Regions from separate parts of the Mus musculus genome. Here region 1 is linked to region 2. The links are chromatin loops, found by intact Hi-C in ENCODE. Cell type or tissue: left cerebral cortex. All regions are shown on one strand.

Region 1 (8,000 bases), 200 kb after region 2:
CTGCTTATACTTCATGGCTGTGTAGCTTAGTGTTCTTGTGAGACTCCCAGAAGTGGAGATAGTGGGTGTCTCTGACTCTTTTACCTGCTTTTGGGGCCCTTCCGTTGACACCCTTGGTAGGCTCATCTGGGGCAGAGTGGGGAGGAGTGGTGGGGGTTTGGAGAAGTGGAGGGAGAAGAAACTACAGTTGGGATGTAATGTATGCAAGAAGAATTAAAAAAATACTAATCATGAACAACCACACAAGAGATTCAATATTAGGCTGTCTTAAAATCTCCTTCACCAAAGAAATTGGTCAATTGATTTTCAATTTAGACTCTAGCAAATACTTAGGATGAGGGCAGAGAGCTGAATTCTTTATGATAAAACATCACACGACTGCTCTCTAGTCCGGTTGCTGATGCTGCTTCCCTCTGGAACCTTGAGCTGGGCCTCCAGGGTTCACATTGCTCCTAGAACTACTATCTTCCAGGCTCCTACAATGATGGCCACGAAGCTCTGCGTACAGCCTTCAACCACTTTCCTAGATCCGAGTCCCACCGTCTTCCACATTCCTCCAAAAAAAAAAAAATCCACACGCTCAGGTCTACTGTCATAGCAACAGCCCACTCCCTGGCACCAGCTTCTAGCTTAGTTTCTTTTCTATTGCTGTGACAAGACGTCATGACTAGGACAACATATAAAAGAAGTCATTTAATTGGACTTCCAGTTTCAAAATGTTAGAATCCCCAATAGTTCAACTTTCGAACTATAGTTTCCTAGTCAAGCTTTCTCTGGAGCCAGGAGCACTGGCCTAGAGACTGTGGTGGAGGAGGAGCCTGTGTTCACAGTGCTTTGACTTTCAGACTAAAGTGAAGACCTAGGTTGCACTTTATCTTCACTTTGGGCATTTGAGAGGAATGAGGTTGATTATTCTCTTCTTCAACTTAGCCTGGGGCCATTTTATTCTTCTTTCAACTCCATCTGTACAATGACCTAGGCTTGCATGTATGTTTTTTATATATATATATATAGTTCGAAAGTTGAACTATTGGGGATTCTAACATTTTGAAACTGGAAGTCCAATTAAATGACTTCTTTTATATGTTGTCCTAGTCATGACGTCTTGTCACAGCAATAGAAAAGAAACTAAGCTAGAAGCTGGTGCCAGGGAGTGGGCTGTTGCACACACAAATCTTAGAAGAGTAGTTAGCAAATTTACTAACCAGGCCTTTGCTTCGGGCTACTGTGAGGCATGAAGACCCTGGTAGCTTAAAGGTTGGCATCAACACCTTTAAAGCATTGATTGAGTTTTGAACCCAGAGGTAAAAAGGCACTTGTGGATTTCAAATATAGGATTTTTACCCCTCTGAGCATTTCCTGAGTCTCAATGGCTCTATTAAGGGAAGGCAAATGGTTATATTTCACAGTGTAAGCACAAATTAGATCATAACGAATGATTTTGATATAGAGTCTTGCTAGCCTTGATGAGATAGTAGTCTGTCAATCAACATGTCTGTGACTGGGCATTCTTTGGAGGGAGGGTGGTACTGCATCGGGCGGATGGACGTTTACTTGGTTGAAAGATCAGTCTCAGAGTCACCAATCTGGGGCACACTACCTTTCTTCCTTTCACCCTTCTTTCCAGCACCTGTTTTACATATTTTGAAATGCACCGGTTCTCCAGAGCTTCTAGGACATTGTTGTACGTGCCGGAGTGCCTGGTAGTGAGAGACCATGTTGTTTGCTTGTCTCCAGTGTGCTCCTGCAATGTTCACCTGTCTTAGCCTGTCCTATATTTTTTTCCTTTGCCTCCTTATTTCCCTATGATTTAATCTACAGAGTTGATGATCGTTGATCTGCTGGCTAACTTAGGGTATGGAGAACACATCCTATCTGTTCTAGAAGTGTCTAGACTTCTGTTGTGTTTAGCAGATGCGTAACTGAGTGTCTGCTGTGGTCGTCATCAGGAGTAGAGAGACCAATAAGAGTGGTTCCTTCATTTTGGGAGTTGTTGAGCACAGCCACCTTCCTTATTCTGCATCTCACGCCTGTGCGGTTCACGGTCTCTCCTCTCCTTACACAGACAAATGCCAGGTGATTTCCCCTACTTTTATGATGGACTCGCATTCTCTGCCTCTGTTTTCCATTTATATGGTCAAGTATGCACATATGTGCTCGGGAGAGTGGATTTCTTTCTAGACAGGTGTGAGACGTAGATCAAGAGGCATTTCCTAAAGGTTCCTGGACAACACTGGCTCCTGTGACTATTTCTCTTCAGCTCAGGGGCAGGGCCATCATGCCAAGCCACTCTAAAAGGCAGCTCCTGGACGTAATCGTCTGTGGAAAGAGCATCGTGAGGTTTGGGACAAGCATGGCAGGTGATCTTTCCAAAGAAAACATTGCTTCTCTCTGGTGGTGAGAAGTCTTGAGATCATTTCAGAAAGGCAGGAGAACACTTATTTTATTTTATTTTATTTTATTTTATTTTATTTTATTTTATTTTATTTTATGGTGGGGTCCTGTTGAAAAGAAGCCTCAGGAGTAGGATTTGTCACTCCGATCCTTGAGTAGATAGAAGCCAAAGAATCAATGTTGCCTTTGTGGGTGGGTGGTGGGTGAGCCTTCCTGAGAGCTTAGTACCCTGAGCTCAGTCCTGGTAACTTGAGTGAGGAACAGGCCATGCCTGTGACTGGACTCTTGTCCTTGTATCAAATCAGGTCCTTACTTTGGGAGGTCCTGTGGGTCTCTGGGCTGGTTCCTCTTGCCTCAGTTCATTTTGAGAGATCCCTAGGTGAAGAGAGATGGGCTGAAGGTAGACTCTTCGTCCCCCTTTGGCACCAGGCCACCCCCAGGGCTTCAGGGAGAAGAAGTATCAGCTGAGGGAATTGCTCACTTCTCACAGCCTAGGATGTGTGACAGGCGAAGACTCAGACAGCGGGGGCGGCGCTGGCAGGCAGAGTGGGACGGAGAGCTCTGCTGTCTGGCGGCTGTGACAGTGGGTACCTGCCTGCTGGCCTCAGCCCGCCCGCGCCACGCTGCCACCGCCCAGCCAGAGCTGACAGGCTGCCTGTTAATTGGGGAGGCGCAGGGGAAATCACGGAGGAGATTTGCTGGGGCTCGGCGCCCGTGTGATGCACTCCCGGGCTTAATCAGAGAGAGGGTTGTGCGAGAGAGAGGGCTGTGCGGACCCATAAGGCCTGTCACTGTCCTATACAAGCAAAGCCTGGCCGTAGGACTTCTTCTTCTTCTTCTTCTTCTTCTTCTTCTTCTTCTTCTTCTTCTTCTTCTTCTTCTTCTTCTTCTTCTTCTTCTTCTTCTTCTTCCTCCTCCTCCTCCTCCTCCTCCTCCTCCTCCTCCTCCTCCTCCTCCTCCTCCTCCTCCTCCTCCTCCTCCTCTTCTTCTTCTTCTTCTTCTTCTTCTTCTTCTTTTAGAAATTTCAACAAAAGAGAGGAGGAATGCAGACTGCAGTTTGGCTTTGGGGAAAGGGATGGGTGTTGCTGATAGAGGTGTAAGCTGGAACCCTAAGAAGTTGCACAAATGACCCCCACAGAGGGGATCCGGCTTATAGTCCTTTCCAGATCCTACGCGGTGAAACGTGGACTCTGTTTCCAGGTGGACAGGATGAATTATGTGGATGACTGCCCAGCAGGAACCCGAGACTCTTTGGAAGCTGTCTCCCTCAGGGGTGGGTTCAGACTCCACCAAGCCAGAAGGAAAGATGCTCTGAGGTCTAGCTTTGAGCTGACTTTTCTACTCTCTTCTACACTCTGCACACTGCAGCAGCACACACATGCACAGTAGCTCAGAGAGCAGCCATGGGAGACAGCCTCACTTTCTCACAGGTGGGAGGGCTATGAGAAAGGCTGAGTCTAGCCAGAGGTAGGGTTGGTGCAACTCCACTTTTAAATCGAGGTTTAGACGTGACGTTGAGGACTCTGAATACCTTTTCACTTCTTTCCCAGCTACTACCATTTCGGTCCGTGGATATGATTAAAATCACATCCTTAAGAGATTTACCCATTTTGATTCAGCCTTACCTCACAGCTGTATAGCACAATTTCCTGGGAAGCTTGTATTTTCAGTTCTGCCAGTAATTTCTCTCATAGAAGAATAAAGGAGGTGAAGACTGTATACACCTGGGGCTAATGTACATATGATAGGGCAAAAGCCAAGAGCTCTGCAGTGAGAGCCCAAGACCCTCCCAACGAATTTCATTGTCATTAAAAGCTAGCCTCTGCTAGAGCTCAGCTTTAGGCTTCCCCCTCACACCTGTGGGCAGGTGAGGGCCCAGCAGTGTTTCCATTCAGACAGGGGCAGTTCCTGTAGCTGACATTCTCCTGGAGTATGACAGAATGGGACCTGTGGGGAGAGTTGCCACGTCAGCACCCAGCCCTGCTTTGCGCTCCAGCAGCTAATTAAAGCCAGGAAGGTAATTTATTGCTGAGGGAGAATGTGCGGGAGGTTTGGCTTAGCTGAAATGGCCCCCAAAGAGTTATGGAAAGCTAAAGTGGGTTTTCAGAAGCAAAAGTTAATTGCTCTTCACTTAGCGTTTCAGTGTCATATGGCTCTGAGTTACATGCACGCTGAGCAGAGGACTTTACCCAGACATGAGGTAGGGAGGACAGGGCTATAACAGGGGTGGGGGTGGGGGTGCGGGGTCTGTGTACCACAGCCCGGGCTTCCAGATGGCTGGCGGCCCCTGATCATGGATTAAAAGTACTACCTGCCTTCCCACAGAGGGCTAAACCAGACCCGCTTCTTGCAAACTCAATCCAAGCTGAAGTGGGATAGGAGGCATCTGTGCCCAGAGAGTTCTGGTGGTGGTGGTGGGGGCTCCTGTGTGGGAATTTGGAGACTGTGACAAGTGGGGACATTGAGGACCCAATGCTATCCTGAGGTTTTAGTGACTTGGGCACGGTCCTGCCTCTGCCTCTCCATTTAATGCTGGCTAGCTTACATGGTGTAGTAGTTGGTGTTTTCCGATGCTATGATCTATTCTGCCCATCTCCAGGAGTTAGATGGATGATGGATGCTCTTAGGTTGGTAGCCAGACCTTAGAAGGCTTCGAGGTCACTGTGAATGAAGAGTAGATGCCTTCCTCATGCTCAGCATTGGAACTCACAACCTCCTCTTGACCTGGTAACCCCTTGTTATTTTTTTCTTTCCTAAGGAAAATATCACAACCACTTCCACTCTAAGATCGAAAGACCACATGGGAGGGAGGGAGTGTCATAGCTGACTCGTAAGACTTACAGTACTGCAAGTATGTTTGTGGGTGTGTGCACACTCATGTGCGTGCATGTGTGTGTGTGTGTTTGTGGTGTGTCAGGAGGGGCAGGAGGGTGGAATAGCAGTATTTGAGACCCATTGACTAAATGCTATTTCTAGATGAAGCATGCTATCTCATAAATTTATTGTATTTCTTTTCTATTTCTTCTTTGATCTACTCTGTTACATACTTTTTTTTTTATTATGAAAAATGTGGGAAGTGAGTCATACCTCGTGCCTGCCTGGGTGGAGCTGTAGAATTCTAACCCCCCCCCCCCAAATTATAAGCTTGCGCAGATACTATTGCTTCTTCCCTTAAGAATTTATTCAAATGGGCTGTCAGTCACCTGGATAGAAAATTGCCTCTCAGGAAGCTGCATCTAGAAGGTTTTAAAAAATGGTAGAAAATCCTGTCTTTGAATATAAATTGGGTGCCGGCCCCTGTGGTTTTTACACAACCTCCTCTTTGAGAGCATGTCACTTTATTCTGGAAGAAACACTTACCTGCTATGACACACTGATCACTCATGCGCAGACACAAGGTCAGGGTCGGGGAAAGGGAAAGGGAAGGCTGAGATCTTGGTGACACTTTGACCCATTTGGCAGAGAAGAAGACCAAATTTCTGACTGGTACTTGGAAGCCTGGATAGAAACTGGTTTGAATTACACACAGGTGCATGGGCATCTCTTGGCGCTTTCAGTAAAATCAGGAAATGCTCTTGTACTGAACCGACGATGGAACTCAGAACCCAGGAGAACATGATGCAGATTCTCGTTTTCCACAGATACCATGACACGGCACCTTCAGGGCACCAGAGTGTGGACGGAGACTTTTCTGTTACCTGTCAGGGTTTAACCTCTCTTGTGCAAGAAGGCTGCAGAAAGCTGTCATGTTCATTCTATGACTGACAACAGACAGTGTCTGCGGCCCCCAGGGCTTCGTGAGCAGTCCGGCTTTATGCCATGTCTGCTCCTTGTTAAAGACGTTATGGTAGCCCATCTCATCCTTCATGAAAGACACAGGTGGTATTTTCATCTATAGCCTACATTCTTCCACTGTCCTCAGAATCCACAACTTCATGGCAGTATTTGGGGTGGGGCAGGATGAGGGATGATGTTTCCAAGAATTCAGAATTAAGGCACATTAGCAAGTTCTAAATGCAGTTTTTTCTTTCTTTTTGTCTTTCTAGAAGAACGTACGGTCATTTTCAACCTCTCAAAATTCTGATGTTGAAATGACATTTCTGTATTCTCCTTGACCCTATTGTCAAAGCTAAGTTGGACAGTGATAATCAATGACTGCAGGGCCTGGGCTGAAGTCCCTCTGTCTCTCAGCTAAGCTCTCCATGCTGTTTGGAATAACTCCCAGCTATTGTGCCTCTTCCTAGTCTGCGTCTTTATCCCTTCACTGGGCAAGGTGAGCAGCCTGGGGTCAGACTGTGCACCATGCTGTAGTGTGGACTCCACACTTGTTCCCCGTTGGGTCCCTATGCTTGAGTAGACTTGTCTCGGGAAAGGAACTCTGTCGACCTCTGAGATTATAGTCCCAATCCATTTCTGTTCCATTATTAATGACTCTAAACTCAAGCTATACAGCAGCTGCTGGTGGGGGAGGAGAGGAGGAGAAGAAAGAAGAAAATCAGAAAAATGCTTCACCTATGTTACTTAACCCTCTCAGGAGATGGGAGTGCCTTTCAGTAGGGCTGGAAGCTAACATCTCTCACCGCTTCAGAGCCCAGGACTTCAGGGCATGGAATAGCAGCAGCCACTGCTGCTTCTTAAACAGAGACCTTGTTGTACCCAGTGGCAAAGAGCCCACAAATAACTGAGCTGTACTTTGGAAGTGGGTCTGATGAGCCTTTTAATAGGAGAAAATCATCATTATTTCCCAAGAGCTCACATTCCCATAACATTTTTATTAGCAGCTTCTCTTCTAAATAAAGTTCAGTGGATTGACTTCGGTGGCGCTTTCTCATTTTGAACGTTCCCTTAAATTATGGCCCTGAATGTAGCCCCATCACCACTGCTGATATTATCAACATCAGCAACTCCATTGTGATGTTTATGCTGCACTTAGGAAGCTCTCAAAACACTTCAGGTATATTACCTCATTTGTCCTCATCTCTTCCTAAGCAGGGGACGGCATACCAAGAACCCGCACAGGACAGATCTCTCTGTTCTCTGCCTCTGTACGTGAAAACCCTTTTTGGGTGTGGCCATGAAGATGCCCTCTGACCCTTTCTTCTGTGTGTTGCTCCACTTTAACCTAGAGCACAGAGGATTGCTTTGGGATCAGTCACAGCCATTCTGAGCCTGGGTCCCTCAGAGGACTTGGCTCCAGGGATGGTGCTGGTGGGGGAGGTGGAGGTGGAGGGCACAAACCCTTGTGTGAGTTTGTGGAACAGGGACAGGACCCTTGGGAGTCCCCTTGGCCACCTAGGTATTGACATGAGCTCTTTGGCTCCAAAAGGCCAAACCTACTTTAAAAAGTAGCACCCTGGAAATACTAGAGAGATACCAGCTGGCAGGGGTGGGGGGAATCAAGAGATCTGCATTTTATTTAAAAAAAAAAAAAGAGCTACTCATTGAACTGCTTGTGAAATGACCTGGAACTGTTACCCTGATCCTGTAGTGGTGAATGCAGCCAGCCCTGCCCTATTTGTTAAGGCTCGAAGCCCAGGGCAACAGGGAGATAAGACATAACTACCTAGGCAACGGGACAGTGAGGGGTGTGGTGAAGGATGCTTTTA
Region 2 (8,000 bases):
CAGAGCTCCTAAAGTTGTCTGGTCTGCTGACTTGAGGACTGGTAAGCTTTGGAGGGATCCATCAAGGATCCCCGACCCCACCCCTATCGCCAGGGGAGGGGGCGGGTCACAGTCCCAACTAGGGAGAGAAAAAATAAAATAGTAACGATAAAGTACTTCACAAAATATAAAGAGCAATTTCGTGCCAGCGGGGCCTTCTAAGACATTTAATTGGATGTGTCAGGTCCCTGTCAGCCGGCAATTTGACTGCACCGCAAGGTGTGGGTCCCTGAGGGGCCAGGAAGGTAGAAGTCTTGGCAGGCTCAGTTGGAGGCCATTGGGTCACTGCTGGTGGCACAGGGACTTCCCGAACTGAGCACCCTGGAGGGTCAAGGCTGTGATTTGATTTGGGGGCTCAGGGCCTAGAACCAAGTGCTCATGTGGGAAGTGGGGGGAGGGGGGTTTGTTGTGTAGTACCACACAGCCCAACAGAATTCTGGTTCATCAGAGCTCAAGACCTCCAGCCACCAAGTTGTTCCCCCTTGAACCCCCCCAAATTGTTACATTTTTTTTTTGTACAAAGGGAAAAAAAAGAATTAAAACTTCACATGGAATGAAACAAGATGGGGTGGGAAGGAAAAGGGAAGATATGCAGTTTTAACAGTTAAGACTCATGCAAGAGACTTCCCAAGATGGGGGAAACTGAAAGTGTAGGACCCCAACTCTTCCTTCATTCCTTAACACCAAACCAGTCAAAATCAAACAACCCAAAGCCTTAAAACATATACCCAAGAAGAAGAAAATAAGCAAAAGAAGGGAGAGGGGTGGGGGGAATCATGGAGTTACCTGGGTGGTTAATATTATTATTTGGGGGAGACAGACTTTTTGCATACCACTGACTCATGTGGTCATTAATGCACTTATGTTCCCAGCTTGTAAGCTAACATTATAGTAAATAAATACACAGTCCGGTGGGGGAGGGGCTGGGCTGGATCCTGGTAGGGGTAAGCGGTAGTGGAGCTTGCAGCGTCGAAGGCAGTGGGACGTGAGAGGAAGGGGTGGGTGGGGAAGGGCTGGGAGGGGCCAGAGCTGTGGTTACTGGTATCCAAGCGCAGAGGCGGAGGCTAGTCTCTGTCCATACAGTGCGTATGGCGAGTAGTAGGGTCCGGCTGTGGGAAGGGACGGCACTGCCAGGCCCCCAGCTGTAGATAAGTGGCTCTTGCCATAGGGGTGGTATCGGCTTAGCCCCAAAGTGTGTGGACTCCGCAAGGACAGCGACCCGGGGCTGCCTGGGGCAGCGGGCGGGGGGAGATGCAGGTGACAAGAGGCTGCGGCTGCAGCGGCTGCAGCGGCACTGCCCAAGCTCGACGCCCCGGGGTAGGCGGCCAGAAGTTTCTCTGCGCCCGGCAGGGCTGTGTGAGTCCGTAGATGGCTGAGCAGCTCCTCAGAGGTGGCAAAGCGCTTGTCGCAGGGCCCGCTGGCCGCCACCCAATTGCAGCTGTGTGGCAGCGGTTCGTTCTGCAGCATGAAGCCATAGGTGTAGAGAGGATGGCCCGGGAGAGCGGCCTGGGCGGCGCTGGAGGAGAGCGCCGCAGGTTGCAAGGGGTGCCCCGGGTACACCAGAGGGTAGCCACTGGCCTTAAGGCTGGGCCCGGTCGGATCGTGCGCGCTGCAAGTGGAACAGCTTGAGCCGCCGAGGTGCGAGGCGCTGTGGTAGCCTCCTAGACAGTAGGGGTCACGGCATAATCCCTGCAGGAAGGAGGGTGGGGAGGCCCCCGTGAGCGGGCTGGAGCTGGGGGGCTTGCCTGGTGGCAGGCCCAGGCCCCCGGACAGCTGACCTCCCACCAAACCAGACTTGCTAGGATCCAGGCCAGGAACGAACTGAGACGGGTAGCCGGCGTAGGCGCCCACGATGGAGCCGTGGTAACCGATGCTGGAGGGCGGTAGTGGGAACACCGAGTGGCCTGGTTTGTAGGGTGACACTGGAGCCACGTGGCCCGCCCCCACCAGGGCGGAGGGCGGCTCTGACTTGCGCCCCGATGCGGTGGCTTCCGGGCCACCGTGAGCCGAGTCCCCGCCGCTACCTCGGCTCCCAGCGGCTGGCTCGGGACTGGGTTTGGCTTCCTGCTCTTTCTTGTCCAGTTCGCCGGCCCCGCCGCCGCCGTTCTTGCAGTCTGAGTGGTGTGGTGAACCTCCGCGGGAGCCGCCGGGAGAAGACGAGTTTGATGAGGTGGAGACCGATGCCCCGTGCGGGGGAAAGGGAGGGCAGGCGGCGCTGGGGACCCTGAAGCCCGCCTTGTCTCCGGGGGACGAGGAGGACGAAGAGGTGGTGGAGGACACCGACGAGGAGCCGCTGTCTTTGCGGGAGTCGCCGCCTCCGGAGCCCTTAGAGTAGGGCTTGAAGCTCGACTTGTCCTCCGCGGGGGAGTCCCCCAGCTGCTTGAGCGCCGCGGCCGCGGAGGCGGCGCCGGGGGCGGAGCGGCTCGGGTCTTTCTCGGATCCCAGCCCGTTGGCCGCCGCCGCCGCTACGGAGTTGAGCTTGGATGAGGGCGGCGGGTCGGGCTTGCCGATCTGCGAGCAGGTCTGGGCTAGCAGAGCCAAAGGACTCTTCTTGGCGTCCAGCTGCGGGAGACAGTGGCAAAGGGGAGGGAGAAGGGGGTGAGACTGGGAGACTCACTAAGCGCGCGCGGAGAAGCTGAGCCGAGCACTGTGGGCGAGCGAAGGGAGCTGAGCGAGGAGGGTCACGGAAGGAGGGCCTGGCTCTGGCCGAGTAGCTGGGCGGAATGACACTTGCCTTGTGGGTTAGTCCCCGAGTGTGACATGGGCGCTGGCGCGCAGGAGAAATGGCTCAACCACAGCCCTCCCGGTTAAAGGTGACTTCTCTGTAATCCGGATGGTGATTCGCCCCTTTCCAGATAATTTTCCCATCTTTTTGGGCCAGGGAAAAACTTAAGCCTTTAGTTTGGGAGAACTTCGTTTGGGACGGGTTTCTGGTGATGGCGCTCGGTGTAAGAGCAGGGAGAGGCGCCTTCTAAAGGCAGAGCCGCAGTTGGCCCTGTGAGTAGCCCCTCCCTCTCTCCTTCCCTCCCTTTCTCCCTCCCTCCCGGGGAGGACACCCAGAGAAGTAAGATGAAGAAAGACCCAGGATCCCGAGTGCCTGGTTGTCTGCACTGTGCCCCTAAACAGACGGGGGAAGATGCAGAGGGACACCGGGTGGAGGCGAGGGAGGCCCAGAAGCCGTCTTTGGACAGGACTCTAAGGGGCCAGAGGAAAAGTAAAGGACTCTGGGCACCATAAGAGCAAATCCAGTCGGTTAGAAAACACGCAGCTCCAAAGGGCGACTGGGCAAAACCCTTCCACCCATGAGTCTAGGGAGAACCTGGGCGGGCGGGGAGGGGGGTGTCTGGTTCCTGCCTTCCGTCCCTCCTCAGGAGGTCCGCCTGCGTGGCCAGCTTCGGGCCTCGCGTCGCTACGGGAGGTGGGGTGGGGTGGGGGGTGGTGGAGGGAGCAGAGCCATGGGCCCAGCATGGGTGGAGGAGTGGGGTTCAGTTCTGGGTGGGCAGCGCCCGGAGACTGACCTCAATTGGGCTGACGGGTGTGGAGGACAGCGGTTGCAGGTACTCCGGGTGCAGGAGGTGACCGGTGTGAGCGCTCAGCATCTTCAGGACCCTGATAGGGAGCCGGTTCGCCTGGCGCAGGGGGTCCGCCGGGGGCAGGAGGGACACCACTGCCGGCACCGCCGGCCTCTTCCCGCCGCCGCCGCCGCTGCTGCTGCCGCCGCCGCTGCCGCTGCTTTCGGGTGTCCTTGGGTTAGATCCAGCGGGCGAATCGCTCATTTGGAGGAGGCAGTGCCACTGGGGGGGCGGGGAGGGAGGGGAAGCTCCGGGAGGCGAGCTCCCGGGGCGGGTGGGCTCGCTCCGCTGCGTCGAACGCCGTGCAGCAGCCGCTGCGCCTCCGTGCCGCCTCCCCTCCTCCACCGCCGCCGCCGCCGCCGCCGCCGCCGCCGCCGCCGCCGCAGCTAGCCCAGGCGAGCAACACAAAAACCTTCGCCTTCCGCGAGCTGCACGTCAAATAGCCGCGATCTGCAGCCACACTTCAAAGGGATCGCCGCGCCCGCCCAATCGCAGCTCTCTCCCGGACCCCGGGGCGGGGAGAGCGGAGGGCGGAGGCGGGCGCCGCCGGTGGGCGGGGAGAGTCTTAAAGCGCCCTAGCCGGTCGCCGCCTCCCGGCCTTCGCCCAGCGCTGGATCTGCTCCCCTTTGCGGGTTGTGCCCGGCTGCCCTAGCCCACGGGTCACCCAAGGGACGGGACTTCTGGACACGGGCTCTGTGCCCTCTCCTGTTGCCTGCTGCTTCCCACTAGTGTCTAGGGTGGAGACCGGGGTGGGAACGCAGGGCGCCTGCTCCGGTCCTAGGATCCAAGCCTCTCCCCGGGACCGCCGGGGGGCGGGCTACGCCTCGGGAGCTCGGCAGCTTCTCCGAGCTGCTTCGGCCGGTTCTCTTTCCCCTAATTGGCCTCTCCCGGATGTGTTCACTTGGAAGCGCCGAAGCCTTGGGGGCATCCACTATTCCCTGGGCGCTGCCTGAGCCCTTCCAACTACTTTGAGCCTGTCCAGTCAGACTGGAAGTGGAAGGACTCCCTTCCCGGTGAGACGGTCTAGGTGAAGCGTGGTTGAAGGTTTGGCTCCCTGGCCAGGAAGCGTCACCTCAAAGCTCCTGGAACGCCCCCAGGGGCGCTCTGAATTATAGATCGTGTTTGGTGTGTTTCAGGGTTCTTGTCCCGTTTAAAGTCATAAAGCTACCTCACTGTGCTGTGACGAGCTGAGCTGCCGTTTGGCGGCGACGTGGTTGGAGGTAGCATCAAAGTAGAGGCCGATGTCCTAGAGGAGGGGGGGGGTCTCAGCATTGCAGGACGACACAAACTCTAGAGACTGCCCCATTGGTTTCCCCTCCGGCGAAATTTCGAAATAAGACCTTTTTATTAATAATAACAGTACCCTCTCGGATTCCCCCAAGCCTTCCGGAAAAAGTACGTATTTACACTTGGCAGAGATTTTTACATAGTCATGGTCCTGACCATAAAGTTCTAGATCCTTGGCTCAATCGACTGAGCTTGGTCCTTTGTGCCCCAGCTCTGGAGTGACCACTTTTGCGTGCCCTCAGTGGCCAGTGGAGGCGCGCTGGTGTCGCTGTTCCTTTTGAATACCCTTTTCCAGTCGTGATTTGTCAGTCACTCTGACCATCAAGTTCTGACTTTGTAGGAGTGTTACCCAGGACTATCTGGTTCTGACTGCCTGATGCTGACTCACGGTTGTTTTTTTTTTTTTTTCCCTGACTCTGATATCATTGACTCAACACAACGTGAGAGCAAGAGATTCCAAAGGGGTCGTCAAAGTGAGCGGAAGGAGCGAATCATAGAACAATCATGAACTTCATGATGTGCAGGAGAGAAGGCGGCAGGCAGCTTCCAAGGCCACATCCGTCATACACAGAACTCAAACTCTCCCTGGAGCCACAAGGTTTGATAAATAAATGTGCATAGGTTTCTCAGAAATTACCCGACTGTCCCTTCCCTCTCTTTAGATCTTATAAATTTAGTGAATAGCCAGAGATGCCCTGACTCTGATGATATGGTCCATATTGCAGCAGGAGGGGCAAGAGAATGAATGGAAGGGAGGAGGATTTTCTCATTTATTTTATAGTACAAAGTTTTACTCTCTTCCCGCAACTCCCATAAGCTCAGCTCATGCCAGCCTATGCCTTCTGACCTCATGGTCATTGCGAACACTTATCTGTAAAATTCTACTCCAAGCTGGGTCTGCAGCCTCGTTCTTGTAAATGCAGCACCCAGGAAGCTGAGGCAGGAGAGTCACACCATGAATTTGAGACCAGCTTGGCATACCTAGTGAGTTCCAGTCTAGCTTGTGCTACAGAGTGAGACCCTATCTCCCAACAAACACAGTCCACCGCGATTGAAGGGTTACTTCAACTTAACCCAGGCCTTTGGCCTTTGGGAGAGAAAAGAGTGGAAGAAGGATGGGTTGTAGAAGCGATGGCCTTTGTGGATATGTTGGAGGAAAAACTGGGAAGAAGGTAGAGTTTGGAGACAGAGACAAAAGTCTCCTGGGTTATTGTAACCAGTCCAGCTGGGGGCGGGGTGGGAGGAGAGGGAGGGAGAGAGAGAGAGAGAGAGAGAGAGAGAGAGAGAGAGAGAGAGAGAGAGCCAGCCTAGAAACCATTCTAGGAGCAGAGCAGATGTGTGTTAGAAATGATTAATGGGAAATAAGTTAGAGGGAAAGAGAGTAGACACTTAGGAATGTGGGTGGGAAAGAGAGGGCAGGAGGCTGCAGAAAGGACGGTGGAGTATTTTTATTTGGAGAGTAGAAAGATGTCAAATGAACAAAAGGAAGAAGGGGAGCAGACAGGATGTCCCGGCTGGGCAGGCTAGGGTGCAGGCGATTTCCCCACGGAATGATACATTGTCCTTTTAAGAAACTTAGTTCTCTAAGCTCAGAGCAGTTAGCATGGACAGGGCTAATGGTGCCAGGTGCCAGACGCCAGGCCTGTTTCCTGCTCCTGTACAGTATGTAGGACACACACACTCCACAGCACACACAGAGGGTAGGGACAACTCCTTGGGGGTGCTGGTAAGGACAAGAGAGCTTCCTTGATTGGATTGATCCAGTTTCCTTGTGAGAGAAAAATTAAAAAAAAAAAAAAACCAAAACACCGTGAGCTAGGCCCAAGGCCTAATTAAAACACTTGCAGAAGAGTATTGAGATTGCGATTTGACATTTACTTAGCAAAATTGTTACCCCATACAGAGCACGACACTGGGCCTCAGCCGCCTAAAAGGAAGTTCAGTTTTCAAAGGAATGGCTTGCCACCTGGGTGAGAACATGACTCATTAATCAACCCGGACCCGTGTTTACTGAGGGCCAGCTGTGGGCAGAGCATTGCCTTAGGAATGTGGTTGAAAAAAAAAAGACCCTGTTAAAAAAAAAAAAAAACCGGTTGCAGTGCAGGGGCATACAGCGCATGTCCTTCCCTCACAGAAGTGTGGCAGATGCAGAGGACCTCATTTGTCAGCCCTTCGCTGGTTACCCTGGAAATGACAAGCAGTGGTTTACCTAGGACAGGGCTAGAGCTACTTGAAGCTGTTTCTAGGACACTGGAGTGAAGAATGGGCTGCCTGTTAGTCCTTTTTCTGTCTAGCACGCAGGGTCTTGCTATGTAGCTCAGCCTGGTTTAGGACTCAAGATCTCCCTAGTAGGAACTACAAGCGAGCTTGATTTTATGCAGTGCTTTAAATAATATTGGATGCTGTAAACAGCCCAGCTAGAGCTATGAGTGAGGAATGGGTCTGTTATTTACCTGAAGTTCCTGGAGTCAGGTCACTGGCAACCAGGCCTTTAAGGCACGCTGCTGCTGAGGTGACCCTGGGTACATTGTCTCCCCCTCCCCCAATATGCTTCAGTTTCCCCATGCATAAAATCTGAGAGTGGCCATCCCAGTCCCGGGAGGCCAGAGGCAGACAGCACATGTGGAGTGTTGAGACAAAGGATCCCAGGTAAAGGAGGCCTGGGATTTGGTGTTCTTTCTGCCTCTAGGGAACGTCGTCGCTAAATAGAGTTTAGGTGGTAACTGCGTCACCCATCAATGTCTGGATCCCAAAGATCTCAGCCTAGACTGGGAATTCCACGGAACTGGTAACAGACCTTCCTCCGGGCTCCAGTCCAATGTATCTTTAAAAAAAAGTCCCTCAAAAGCTATTGTAAAAAAAAAAAAAAGCCTTTAGAAAATTGTGGATATTTATAGTTTTTTTTTCACAGACTTCAATTTACATAAAATTTGCCACCCAGGAAAAAAAGGCCTGAGTCAGGTGGAGAGCAAGAGGTGGTAGATTTGTTGTGAAGGGTAATGGGCACTTTTCACTCCTTGCTAGGGCGGAATTGCCTGAATGATCACCGCATGCATAATACTCAAACCCTAGTGGCAACATCATGAAATAATATCTCACCGG

Evidence for each region. Hi-C counts contacts between places; a loop is a spot of excess contacts. Peaks named below come from ENCODE experiments on the same cell type or tissue, not always from the same donor. Only the 100,000 strongest peaks of a DNase experiment are listed, where the experiment ranks them.
Region 1: it touches region 2 in a loop (5-fold over the local background); 2 of 42 quality-filtered maps call a loop at or near these places.

What each region holds. Positions count from the first base shown.
Region 1 is chr8:26,775,725-26,783,724 of GRCm38, reverse strand. No RefSeq gene overlaps it. Among named protein-coding and RNA genes, the nearest start is that of 2310008N11Rik, 45 kb to the left of the region's middle. In left cerebral cortex, no CTCF peak of the experiment used is centred here; DNase peaks (open chromatin) are centred at 2,944, 3,594, 3,773, 4,338 and 1 more place.
Region 2 is chr8:26,973,169-26,981,168 of GRCm38, reverse strand. Zfp703 (zinc finger protein 703) reads right to left here and starts at 3,833. Exons shown (of 2, transcript NM_001101502.1): 1 at 3,558-3,833; 2 at 1-2,601. The coding sequence starts at 3,815. The coding sequence ends at 1,075. Gm39150 (a long non-coding RNA gene) reads left to right here and starts at 5,254. Exons shown (of 4, transcript XR_001778540.2): 1 at 5,254-5,496. In left cerebral cortex, CTCF peaks have their summits at 4,398, 5,152 and 7,981; DNase peaks (open chromatin) are centred at 3,041, 4,133, 5,134, 7,674 and 7 more places; H3K4me3 peaks cover 5,047 bases; H3K27ac peaks cover 4,102 bases.